Regions from separate parts of the Homo sapiens genome. Here region 1 is linked to region 2. A link is a contact called in ENCODE Hi-C or POLR2A ChIA-PET data. All regions are on one chromosome and are shown on one strand. Each heading gives the region's core, a stretch centred on a gene start or an enhancer-like site at or near the end of the contact. The rest is flanking DNA. Distances are from core to core; before and after follow the strand shown. Region 1 overlaps IDH3A (isocitrate dehydrogenase (NAD(+)) 3 catalytic subunit alpha). Region 2 holds the start of SKIC8 (SKI8 subunit of superkiller complex).

The links. A loop is a pair of places that touch in the nucleus more often than their neighbours do. ChIA-PET counts read pairs that join two places held with the same protein, here RNA polymerase II (POLR2A). Pooled maps may share reads with other maps.
Region 1: a pooled map shows a loop between it and region 2 (4-fold over the local background). The contact joins the enhancer-like site here to the promoter of SKIC8 in region 2. A Hi-C loop is called at or near these places in 7 of 50 pooled maps. POLR2A ChIA-PET finds 5 or more read pairs at or near these places in 7 of 52 experiments (GM12878, HEK293, HEK293T and 4 more).

Annotation. Positions count from the first base shown.
Region 1 is chr15:78,169,742-78,176,544 of GRCh38, reverse strand. IDH3A (isocitrate dehydrogenase (NAD(+)) 3 catalytic subunit alpha) reads right to left here. Exons shown (of 11, transcript NM_005530.3): 11 at 4,600-6,803. ACSBG1 (acyl-CoA synthetase bubblegum family member 1) reads left to right here. Exons shown (of 14, transcript NM_015162.5): 12 at 2,021-2,160; 13 at 2,706-2,952; 14 at 5,016-6,803. The coding sequence ends at 5,101. Among named protein-coding and RNA genes, the nearest start is that of IDH3A, 24 kb to the right of the region's middle. Within about 2 kb of position 5,049, at least 5 of the 41 ENCODE cell types and tissues checked have a DNase peak (open chromatin) inside an H3K27ac peak, as active enhancers do; they include GM12878, where a contact is called at or near this core.
Region 2 is chr15:78,298,275-78,304,737 of GRCh38, reverse strand. It overlaps SKIC8 (SKI8 subunit of superkiller complex), which reads left to right and starts at 5,129. Exons shown (of 11, transcript NM_025234.3): 1 at 5,129-5,176. RefSeq lists enhancers at 4,732-4,821, 3,997-4,963, 5,062-5,411, 4,964-5,931.

The DNA.
Region 1 (6,803 bases), core at 3,800-6,299, 130 kb after region 2:
TCAGCTCAGATGTTGCCGCAAAATTTTTTTTCTCCTATTTGTTTGCTGCTGGTATATAGAAATACAACTGCTTTTTGCATATTGGCTTTGTATCAAATGACCTTTTGTGGATCATTTGATCAGACCACATATTCAATCCAGTAATGTGTATATTCTTTTGAATTTCCTATGGACACAACTATATCATCTGCAAATAGCAGATGAATTTTTTTCTTCCCATGTTGCACAGGTTAGGACCTCCAGGACAGTGTTGAATAGAAGTGGTGATAGTGGTCATCCTTGTTTTGTTCCTGATCTCAGGGGAGAAGCATTCACTAACTTATCATTAAGTATGTTTGGCTGAGCACAGTGGCCTACACCTGCAATCCCAGTACTTTGGGAGGCTGAGGCAGGAGGATTGCTTGAGCTCAGGAATTCGAGACCAGCCTGGGCAACATAGTGAGATCCTGTCTCTATTTATTTAAAAAAAAATTATTAAATCTTAAAAAAAGTATGTTTGCTGTAAAAATTTTTAGATGTTCCTTATCTGATTAAAGAAGTTCCTTTCTAGCCTTAGTTTGCTAAGGGTTTTTTTTAATCATTTACTAATGGTAAAAGATGCTGGTAAGAATGCAGAGGGCCGTAGTGAGGAGAAAAGGGCAGGAATGAGGTAGCAATGATGAGGCATATTTTGGGGAGGCTGGGTTTTTGTCTTCCCACATTTCCAGAGTCTGTCTTCTCCTCTTCACCTGACTTCTGCTGTCCTAGACAAACCCTGATCATATAGACACTTGCCATGGATTCCTCTCTAGCCAGCCTGTCCCTGAATAACCACTCTTCACCCCAGCTACCAGAGTACCCTAAAACTTTGATCTCACACCATTCAGTAATTCCCAGCTGCCTGCACACAATCCAGCTCCTGAGCCAGCACTGGAGGCCTCTAAGATCTTCCCTGCTCCTCTCCAGCCTCTGTCTCACTTGCTACCTGCAGTTCCCTTAAGGCCTGTGAGCTTCAGCTTCTGTCCTGCCCTCTGCCTGCCAACTCCCGTTCATGTTTAGCATGCAGCTGGGCCTGGTGCCTCCCTGCCCTGGCCCTGCAGCCCCTGTGCCTCCCTCTGTCTCACTGCCCCGCTGCACTGTGGGCTCCTTGCAGCCATGGGCAGCCTTGTTCTATTCTGTGCCTGATGTCAGCACAGGACCTGTGCACAGAATGTGACCAATTAATCTTTTTTGAATTAGATAGAAATGAGGGACAGGAGTACAGTCTCACTAAAATTAGTCAATGTACATTCGTTAAATTTATTTTATTGAATTTATTGCCATCTAGCCTAGAAGTAAGCCATCAGTACTATCAGACAACAGCAGGCTAGGGCACTGAGTGCCTGGCAGTCTGTTGGACAGAAGGAAAGAAGGGGAGAGGACCTTCCAGGGAGAAGGGTACAAGCAAGGGGAGAGCCATCCTAGCAGGGCAGGTGAGAGCATGGGCTCTGGAAATGGACTGGATTTAAAACCTTAGCTCTGCCACTTATTAGCATGTGAGCTTGGACAAGTTACTGAACGTCTCTGTGCCTCAGTTTCCTCATCTGCAAAACAATAAGAGTGTCTGCTTCATTATTGGTTTATTGTGACAGTTAAATGAATTACTGCATGTGAAGTGCTTAGCATGGTGGTGAGTGCTGTGTGAGTGACAGGGATGGTAGTTATTAAGCAAAGGCAGGGAAGGGAAATGACACGGGCTATTTGGGGGCAGGAACTGGGACTGGCAGAAGGGGGCCATGGATGAGATGTCTGAGCAGGCTGAGTCGTGGATGACAAGCCGAGGAGAGGGAAACTTGGGTGAGCATTTGTCGTCGGGGTGCTGCCACCAGCCCCCAAGCAGGTGTGAGTTGCTTTGGAGGGCCTGCCACTGCTTCTTGGCTCCCAGAAAGGGGGCATCTCCAGCTGTGCTGAGGCTTCCGGGTTGTGGTTGAGGCTTGGGTTGTGGTTCAGCTGGGGCACCTGGACTACATTCTGTGCCGGGGGCCTGGCCTTGCCTCCCCAGAATTAATCATCACAGCTGGTGGGGAGAATGTGCCCCCTGTGCCCATCGAGGAGGCCGTGAAGATGGAGCTGCCCATCATCAGCAACGCCATGCTCATTGGGGACCAGAGGAAGTTCCTGTCCATGCTGCTCACCTTGAAGGTGTGTCTGGGGGGCTCCAGCTCAGAAGGAGCAGCCAGTGAGGGGGTCTGTGGGTCTGGCTGGCAGAAGCCACATTCAGCACAGGGCACATCCAGATCTCATGGCTTCATTCTGGAATGACTCAAGTCCGTGCTGCCTGCACTGTAGGAAAAACTGTGGCACGTGGAAATTCCTTCTGTCCCACATAAGCCACCGTGATGATCCTTTACATGTTACTGGCACTTTCCCGTCTACAAAGTGCTGCTGCCCTCCCTCATTGCTCTCTGCAGGTACTTGGACCCCAGGGTGGTAGACAGGCAGGAGTTACCGTCCCTGCTTTACAGACAATGACGTCACTGACCGAGCTCTTCTAATTCTCAGATCACTGCTCCTTCCACAATAACACGAGGCTCAACACAGTAGCAGCTACTCATTCTAGAACCGTCTCTTTGAAACAGAGCTCACATGATTCACACCCTTGCCGACAGCAGTAAGACCTCCTCCAGGACCAGGGCTTACGTCTTGTTGGGTAAGGCTTGGTCCTCATCTGATCTCTGGCTTTTCAGTGCACTCTGGACCCAGACACCTCTGACCAGACTGATAATCTGACTGAACAAGCTATGGAGTTCTGCCAGAGGGTGGGCAGCAGAGCCACCACAGTGTCCGAGATCATAGAGAAGAAGGATGAGGCCGTGTACCAGGCCATCGAAGAGGGGATCCGGAGGGTCAACATGAACGCGGCGGCCCGGCCCTACCACATCCAGAAGTGGGCCATTCTCGAGAGAGACTTCTCCATTTCGGGTGGAGAGTTGGGTAGGTTTTTCCTTTTCACCATTGCAAGGGCTGTGTGGGAAGGCAGAGGCCATGGCAGTGCCTAGGAGGTGCCTGTTAGGAAGCAGCCACGGCAAAGAGAAGGTCATGGCAGGAATCTGGGTGACACCCATCTACTTCCTGTTAGAGGACATTGATGGCTCCATGCATGGGCTTGTGGTTATGTGGAGTCTGTTGAATGTATAAGATATGTGCTAGAACTTCCTTTTTTTTTTTTTTTTTTTTTTTTTGAGATGGAGTCTCGCTGTGTCACCCAGGCTAGAGAGCAATGGCACGACCTTGGCTCACTGCAACCTGCACCTCGCGGGTTCAAGTGATTCTCCTGCCTCAGCCTCCCGAGTAGCTGGGATTACAGGCATGGGCCACCATGCCCGGCTAATTTTGTATTTTTAGTAGAGACATGGTTTCTCCATGTTGGTCAGGCTGGTCTCGAACTCCCGACCTCAGGTGATCCGCCCGCCTCGGCCTCCCAAAGTGCTGGGATTACAGGCGTGAGCCACTGCGCCCAGCTGATATGTGCTAGAACTTTCTAATCTGAACATGACATTTAACTTGGCCTTGACTATGGGACTGTTTTCTCCGAAAATCACAATGGAACTACCAGGCCAACACCAAGGCCCTGCTAGTGTTCAGCCTGGAGTCACGTGGTTCTAGGGGTGAGAGTACTGTGATCTTCCGGAAAGTCAGCTTGTGTGACAAAGGGATAAGGCTGTTCCGGACCACTGCCCACAGAACCAGGAGAGGGCTCTGGTGCAGCCTCAGCTGAAGTCACTCTTGGCTGTAGCCAAGAGATGTTCATGGGATGTTCATAGAACAGGAGAGGTAGAAATGGTTATGCCAGTGTGATTCCCTCAAATCCATCACGGCTGAACCCAGATGCAATTGTCTACAGCAAAGCTGAGCTGCAATCAGAGACCTTGAGCTTATCTGGCTGTCTGCTGCCAGCATATTGAACGCAAGGTCAGAGAGACAGAAGATGTCTTCACTAAGCAGTTAATATAATGACTTTAACACAGAAAGTTTCCAGTTACACAGTCAAGAGTGAGTTAGGCACTTTAAGCTACCCAGGACCTCAAATCAGAGCTCTTTCAAACTTGCTTTTGGGGGATAAATCAAGGTTAAGAAAAGTAATTAGGGGAAGACCTCTCATAAAGACCATGGCAGAGGCTCCCCATAACCTGGGCTTCCCCTACCCCCATCACAACCATCAAAGCATAATGTCCAACGTTGTATAAACGTTCACAAAAATGCAGAGATGATGTGTACTAGCTATCTAATACATTGCTGTGTAACAAATGACCCCAAAAATGTAGCAGCCTAAAGCAGTAAACATTTATTATCCACATTTCTATGGGTCAAGAATCCAGGAACAGCTTAGCTGAGTGGTTCTGGCTTGGGTCTCACGGGATTACAGTCAATGTGAGCTGGGTGCAGTCACTTGCAGCTGAGGCTCACCTCCGCGCTCACTTACGTGGCTGTCGGCAGGCCTCAGCTCCTTGCTGTCTGCTGGCCAGAAACATCCGTGTGTGGCCAGTGGGCCTCTCATGGGCTGTGTATCCTCACAACATGGCAGCCGGCTTGCCCAGGAAGAATGGTCCAAGAGAAAGCCCAAGACAGAAACCTAGTCTATTTTTTAATTGCTTCAACAATTTATTCATTCAAGAGATGGAACAAATAAATCCATTTCAGAGAAAATGGACTGAGGGTCAAAACTGGGTACAGGTCAAGGAAAAGGCAGATGTAGCTTACACTACTTTCCTATGTGTATAAAAGAAACTGATCTTTTATAACCTATTCTCAGAGGTGACATACCAACCCTTCATCTATACTCCACTGGCCACAACCAGTGGTATAACACAGGAGACTACACACAAGCCATATGAATACCAGGAGCGATCACTGTCTTGGAGGCTGGCTACTGACGGTCCTGATTATCTGGCTTAATTCCTGAGTTATATATAGGACTGAGTGTGAGTCTTTACCACACACATTCTCAGAGTTCTCAGAGCCTGGGCCTCACTCATTTCTTCTCATTTCCCTTTTAGGTCCCACGATGAAACTGAAACGGCTCACAGTTTTGGAGAAGTACAAAGGTATCATTGACTCCTTTTACCAAGAGCAAAAAATGTAATCAGGGCCTATGCCTGCAGTTTCTATAGAATAGAGGGCAGGCGTTCCGAGCCTCTTCCTGAGCCCCAGGTCTCTTCAGTCTGGGCACAGGCATTTCTGCCAAGTCTGTTAGATCTCCAGGTCAGGGCACAGCACTGGCTCTACATTTACCAGGTCTTACGCCAACAATAGCTGACAATTCCAAGAAGCTTCACGTGTGGGTAGTTTTAATTCAGTTTAAGTATTGCTTTTTGTTCAGGTGACAAATGAGATCAGCTCTCCTTCCAGAACGAAAGGGCTGATAATTTTTGGCCTTAGTTCCAGGTAGATTAAAAAGCTGCTAGCTCACATACAGGACAGCCAGCAGTAGGCTGTGGAGCGGGTAGGAGAGAGATGGCTGATACTGCTCACGTGCGCTGCAGGAAAAGCAATCAGTCACAACTCACCTAGCGACCTGACTTACTCTGGAATCTTGGCGGGCATCGCCGACCCTATTATTCCATTACCAGGCACTCCGCCACCCACATGCCAACTGACTTGATGCTTAATAAAACTGCTGCTGCCTGTTTGATTCTATTTAATGTATAATTTGAATATTAAACCTTTTAACAGAACTGTCAACAAGGACCTGATTTTTTTTGTCAATTGAGCAGGTGGGACCAGTGCAGAGAGTAGTGGGCATTTAACTCACAGGACTGTGCACAGCGGGCATGCGAGTGACCATTAGTGCCCTGGAATAAACAAAGGTGCAGGATGGGGTCAAGTGGCGCATTCTCATAAAAGCAGCCAGCTCTACGTTAGCCTGTCGCCACCAGACCACCCCACTTCCATTCTGAATACGGGAAGCAGCCATTCTCAGTAGCAAGCTGAGCCAAAATGACCGAAGGCATCTGAACAGGAAACAGGTAGAGAAAGCAAACATCTCAGTTTTGGAATTCTTTATTACTTTGAACCCAAGAGCCACTGATAACTGGCACAATCCAATGAAACAGAGGAAGCAGCAGCTTAAACAAAGGAAAATACATTTAAGATTATAAGTCTGGGGGGGCGGTTACAAGCTTAAAAAGTGACCCAGACAGGGATATCATTGCTAAAAAAAAAAAAATCCCCTTGTGACCTGGGTACATTTTGCAAAGCCACAGGTTTGCAATGTTACACAAGGGCCAAAGGAGGCCATGAGTTGTCTTTGGTTGTGGGGACAGAGGGTAACTGTTCATGAAAATAGTGAGTGTCTGAAGATTAAGAAAATCATGCTGCAGCAGAGGAGAAGGGAGAGGAAGACAGGAAGGGAAAGGAGATGCCTGAGGGTCAAAAGCTGAGCCCAAGCCTAAGCCCAAGCTCAAGCTCAAGCCCCAGCATGGCATAATTTTGTGAATTAACTCAGGCTGAGTTGCCTCCAGTCTTTGGAATGTCATCTTATACTGGTACTGCTGAGGCAGAGGGCAGTAATTGGTGCTTTGGGATAGGAGAAGGGGCAGTTGCTGAAATACAAAATTAATAGCATCCCAAGTTCCTCAATTGCAGCCAAAATACATGTGTTCGGGCCTTTCGGCAGTATCGCCCCCAGAACTACCTGCTGTAGTGTGGTCCATTCCCAGACAGCAACATGCAAGAATAAGTTTACAATACACTCAGCCCTTCTGGCTTCAGATCAGGGGCTCAGAGGCTGTGACAACTCATGATGCTGAAAATGTATCCAGTGAAAATGAAGTACTAGCTCTCTG
Region 2 (6,463 bases), core at 3,880-6,379:
AGAAGACCCAACCCTGGAGAGGGGAGCTGCTCTCAGCAAAAAGAAGACCTCACCCTGTAGAGGGGGGCTGCTCTCAGCAGAGAGAAGACCCAACCCTGGAGAGGGGGACTGCTCTAGGGGATCCTGGCGGGGGGTGCTCCTGGAGAAGGAGGCTGTTCTGGGGGATCCTCTCCTCAGGTCATTTGGAAGTCTCTACAGGAGGAGGGGGGCCTCCTCTCCGCAGGTCCTTTGAAAGGCTCTGCAGGTCTCTGCAGCTCTGGCAGAGAGGGTAGCTCCTTTCTACAGCTACTCTTCCCGCTGTCTCTCCATCCTCTCCTGCAGTTTGGCTGAGCCCAGGGCTTTTATGGACCTCAGAAGGGAGGAAGTGTGTGCTGACTGGCCCATGGGCGGCCATGGGTGAGCCTGGAGGAGGCACCACAAGCTCCCACTCAGGTCTGTGGGACTGGCAGCCTGGTCCCCAGTCTTCAGTCCCTCCCTGACCTGAAGGTGGGGCCTTACTGGAGACCTACCCCCTTCTGCCCAGGAATCGATCTGCCTCCTACTGTCATTCATGGCCCCTGGGGCTTGGCCCCAAGCCCTGCTCCATGATCAGAGCAGGGGCGGCAGCAGAGAGAGGCCAGGCAGCAGGAACAGACACCCCCTAGCGACGGGGTGCGGTGGGGTCCTTTCTGGGGTCCACGAGGGTGCAGGCTGCAGAGACCCTCTGGGTCCTGCACCTAGGAGGGCAGATCTTGCCTGCTCCCAGCCCCCTCCAAGAGCACCGGGAGGCTCGGATCCACAGCCGCTGTTTGGGCAGTTGTAGCCCCGCCCAGGAGGGTGGCGACCCTGCCTGCTCCGTAAAGCAGGAGGCCTGGATCTGCAACTGCTGTTTGGGCGGCTGCAGCAGCACCTGGGGAGCTCTCCCCAACTCAGAAGGGGGAGGCATCCACCAGCATGCAGCCCCAGCTGTGCCTCCCTGCCGCAGCCCGGTGATGGCAGCAGCTACTGCAACAATAGTGTAAACAGTGGCCGGGCGCGGTGGCTCACGCCTGTAATCCCAGCACTTCGGGAGGCCAAGGCAGGTGGATCACGAGGTCAGGAGATCGAGACCATCCTGGCTAACACAGTGAAACCCCGTCTCTACTAAAAAAAACACAAAAGAAAATTAGCCGGGCGTGGTCGCGGGGGCCTGCAGTCCCAGCTACTCAGGAGGCTGAGGCAGGAGAATGGCGTGAACCCAGGAGGCGGAGCTTGCAGTGTGCCGGGATCGCGTCACTGCACTCCAGCCTGGGCGACAGAGCGAGACTCTGTCTCAAAAAAAAAAAAAAAAAAAGGGTAAACATTTTGAACTGTATGCATTATTATATCAAGGAGTAGCATATCTTGCATGAATGCTCTCTTTTGTGTCTAGGTATTCTAAACACTCTTAATGTGAAAATGAAGTGCATGTAGCAAAAACCTTTTATTATAAGAAACTTTACAACACTTGTGAAAAAAATTAAATTTGGTTTGTGCACAGTGTAACCTTTCTCCAGATATTGTCCAAAATTACACACGCACAAACCGTTCACCCTAATTAGGCGTTGGCCTCAACCTAAACATCTGGGACTGTTATCTATTAAACTGCTGCCAGAATCTTACATCCAGTTACCTCCACTTTCTAGAACATATTCTCTAATAATGCCATAGAAACCAATTTCTACTCCATACTGATGTTTTTTTGCAACAGCAATTAAAATTTTTTCTTCCAAAAAACCCCATTGTTCTGGGACAGGATTCATTGGTTTCATCAGATGCCTGAGACGTCCACAGTGTAAAAAAGGCCAATTATTCTAGCTTTATAGTCCCAATGCTAAGGTCATGCCAATGATCCCATATGTCTGGCCCTCTGGGGGAATGTGGTGAAAGTAGGTACTTAATACATCCTTTTTGAATGAATGGTTTGGAGTTCTTGTCATAATTATAGAATTATAAAGCTGGAAAGTCTTTAGAAAGTCTTTATTACAATGATTTTCAAAGTGTTTGGCCATGACTCATAGCAAGAAATGGATTTTCACTTGTGACCCAGTAACCGCATGGGTGAAACAGTTTTTATAAAACATGATGTAACTTTACTATGTATGATGCACTCTTATATCTTCTATTCTACTTCTTTCTTAATGTATTCCATTTCTCTTTTTTGAGATGATTAATTGAATTTTTATCCAAAACAACTGGCTTCAATTGAAAATTATTAGTAGCAGATTTGGGAGCAAGTAAACAGAAATGGAAAGCCTTAGTATTTGGCTTAATTATTCTAAAAGCACACTGATCACATTTATGCTTTTTTAATTTTAAATTTTAATTAAATTTTAAGTTAAAAGGCATAAATGTGATCAGTGTGCTTTTAGAATAATTTGAAGGTGGGGTATTTAAAGTTAATGTGTAGAAAAGAAAAAAAACCTTACATAACCCCAGATCACACAAATTAAAATTCACTTAGTCATACAGTTGTGAGCACTTTTGACAGCCAAAATTTCACCCTTCTTAAAGTAGGAGTCTTTCAAAAATACTTCTTCATATTCAAAAGCTAAAAGTTAGAGTGAAGATGGCCCAATTATCTCGGTGTGGGAGAGGTTACATAATAATCTATTTCCAAAACCCACAAAAACCCGTAAATGTCACCAACAAAAACAAAGCAGCAGATTGGCCAAAACTAAGGCAACTGGTTATACAGGAAGGCAGCAGGTCACTCATTTAACTGCTAAAAGCCATTGCTTTGTAGTACTAATGTTAATTCCTTTCCACACTTCAGGAACCCACATCCCAGCCATTGCAGGGTCAGTTTCTGTGTATTTAGCTCTGTGGAATGTGCCCGAACACCAGTCAGCACTTAAGTCAATCTAAGTTTGAAAATCAGCTCACTGGCTTCATGATATAATTTGTACATTCTTCCTTAGCTTCAGGGGCACATGCCTGACCCTGGTCCAATAGATCCAGAATGGTTACAAGGATATCTTGACTTATAAGAGATGCCACATAAGAATTTTGACAATTCAGTCTTGAAGTCTGCTCACTTTGACCCAAACTTTTTAAGCCAGTGACATGCAGAGGGTCCACTGGGGCTGGATGAAATTTCTATGGACAGAGATGTCACAGAGCTGGGAAGGAGAGAAATAGCTCTCCAGTCAATGTGACTGAGAAAAATTAGTCATATCACTCTGAAACATGTGAACTTGAGGGTTAAGGATGCTGGCATGCAGGGAAGTCATGTGTGCAGCAGAAGAGCTGCAGGATGTCTTCTCTTTTGTGTTAATGTGAGATTACTGAGGACAAGAGAATAGGTCCTGGGAGATGTGGGTGTATTTGCCAATTTCTCACCACACATAGCCTCCTCAAAAAGCCCCCAAAGATGGCCAGGTGCAGTGGCTCATGCCTGTAATCCCAGCAACTTGGGAGGCAGAGGTGGGTGGAGCACCTGAGGTCAGGAGTTTGAGACCAGCCTGGCCAACATGGTGAAACCCCGTCTCTACTAAAAAAAAAAATACAAAAAAAAATTAGCCGGGTGTGGTGGTGGGTGCCTGTAGTCCCAGCTACTGGGGAGGCTGAGGCAGGAGAATCACTTGAACCCAGGAGGCAGAAGTTGTAGTGAGCCGAGATTGCGCCACTGCACTCCAGCCTGGGTGACACAGCAAGACTCAGTCTCAAAAGAAAAAAAAGCCCCCAAAGATGAACTTCACCTAGTTGTAAGTGGTCTAATAGTCCTCCGTCTCTCTCTCTATATATATATTTGAACTTCAAAACTAGTTTTTTCGAAAAATATTTTTTAGAGCCAGGGTCTCACTCTGTCACCCAGGCTACAGTGCAGTGGCCCAATCATAGCTCACTGCAGCCTCAAACTCCTGGGCTCAAGTGATCCTCACTTCTGCCTCCTGAGCAGCTGGGTCTACACGTGCACACCACTGCGTCTGTAACTTTAAAATTTTTTGTAGAGATTGGGTCTCGCCATGTTGCCCATACTGGTCTTGAAATCACGGCCAGAAGCAATCCTCCCCCCTTGGCCTCCCAAAGTGCTGGGATTACAGGAGTGAGCCACCACATCTGAGCCACAGGGCGGCCTCCATAATGGGGCATGAGCCTCTTCCCATCTTTTTTTGTTGTTGTTATTCGAGACAGTCTCACTCTGTTGCCCAGGCTGGAGTGCAGTGGTGTGATCTGTGCTCACTGCAACTTCTGCCTCCAGGGTTCAAGCGATTCTCCTGCCTCAGCCTCCCAAGTAGCTGGGATTACGGGCACATGCCACCACACCCGGCTAATTTTGTTTTTGTTTCTGTTTTTTTTTTTTTTACTTGAGACGGGGTTTCACCATATTGGCCAGGTTGATTTCAAAACTCCTAACCTCAAGTGATCCACCCACTCCGACTCCCAAAATGCTGGGATTACAGGCATGAGCCACCACACCCAGCCCCATCTCTTTTTTTTTTTTTGAGACGGGGTCTAGTTCTGTTCCCCAGGCTGGAGTGCAGTGGCGTCATCACGGCTCAATGTAGCCTCAACCTCCAGGGCTTAAGCGATCCTCCTGCCTCAGCCTCCCAAGTAACTGGAACTACAGGCATGTGCTAATTGTTTTTATTTTTAGTAGACACGAGGTCTCTCGCTATGTTGCCCAGGCTGGTCTGGAAACCCAGAGCTCAAGCAAGCCTCTCACCTCGGCTCCCAAAGTCCTGGGATTACAGACGTGAGCTACTCTGCCTGGCCCTCAAAAAAAAAAAAAAAAAAAGTCAGTTGACAACCTATTAAACTGATATCTGTCACGTTAATGGGTCATGACTAGCAGTTTGAAAGACAAAGCTCGATTTCACTGAATTTATTTCAGCAACAGAAGTTATTAGCTTTAGTCCAATCTCAAAAGTACAAAATGAAATTGCAACACAAACCTCTAAACCTGCAGTTGCCGGAAGCTAAACGTCTGCGCTTCCGGAAGCAAATTTCCAACTACCACTCCTCTGGAAGCAGGACCTGGCTTCCTCCCTCCTCTCTCCGCCCACCCTCGTCGGCGTCTGCCCCGCGCCCGCCATAGCGACGGCAACGGGCGCTGCGGAGTGCTCCGAGCCGTGAGGGCGGGGCCGGCGCGATGCCCCGCCCCTTCGATAGCTCATCTTTGCGCGTCGCAGTCGCGCGGAGCCCGGCTTCCGACGTGCAGCCTGGCAGTGCAGTGGTGAGTTGGAGCGCAGGGCCGTTGGGGATTGGGGTCATTAGGGCCGTTGACAGTCCAGGCCAGAGGGCGAGTGAGCGAGGTTGGGCCCGAGGCTGCCTGTAAGCAGGTCCGTTCAGGGATGCTCCAGGCCCTGGGGCCTGAGGGTGGCTTCCATGGCTCCATTTGCCCTGGCTGTTCCTCGGTGTACGGGGCCTGAGGGGAGTGGGGGAGGCCCGTGGGTGGCCTCCTTTTGCGTCCTGAGAATGTTCTGGGCAGTATCGAGATTAGGGCTGGTTTCTCTGCGGAGGAGATCATTTATCCGTAGCTGGGAGGGCTGTATTAACCGAAGTTTTCCAGTAGTGGGCCACGCTGTCTTAGGTAGCGTGCTGGACAGATACAGACATCACTGGACGGGTACAGACAGAGGCTGGGTTCGCTTTACGCCAAGTACCGTGCAATACTGTGGGCTGTTGACTTGCCTGAGTAGTTTCATAGAGGCATCTGTAGTGTTCCTTGGAAACACTGAGTCAGTGATGAATTCTGCCTAGGAAATTTAGGGAAAAGTTTCCCAAAGAGAGAAGATGGCAAGAGAGGGCTAAGGTCTAAAGTCTCTTAGCTCTGACCTTCATAAGACCCTGAAGTAAGAGGTAGTGTATCTTGGTAGCCTATACTATAGCTTGTATCCACCTTTTAGTGTCCCTTGGGGAAGCTTCCTTAACCGCTTCTAAGCCTCCCTTTTCTTACTAGAAAAGTGGAACTGATAATAAAAAAATAGTAGTTCCCCCCTTATCTGCGGGGTGTACGTTCCAGTGGATGTCTGAAATCTTGGATAGTGAAGGACCCTGACTGACTTACCGTGGTTTGACTTACAATTTTTCAACTTTACATAGGTTTATTGGGAAGTAACCCCATTGTAAGTTGAGGAGCATCTATACTGTGTTTTTTCTCATACAGATTACACATACATACCTGTGATTACTTAGTTTAATTCGTAAATTAGGCACAATAAGAGAATAACAACAATAATAATAAAATAGAATTATAACAGTGTAATAAAATGTATGTGAATGTGGTCTCTCTCAAAATATCTTACTGCACTCTACTCACCTATTTTTGGACTACGGTTGACCTCTGGAACTGTGGAAATCAAAACCTCAGCTAAAGAACTACTGTACCTAGTAAGCGGGGTTATGAGGTTTCAGTGAGCTAAATCTTTGTGTATTACTTAAAATAGGACCGGATTCATTGTACATCCTCAAATGTGCACTCATTGATAGAATCACACCCTTGTCTTTTGGAGCCCGGGTT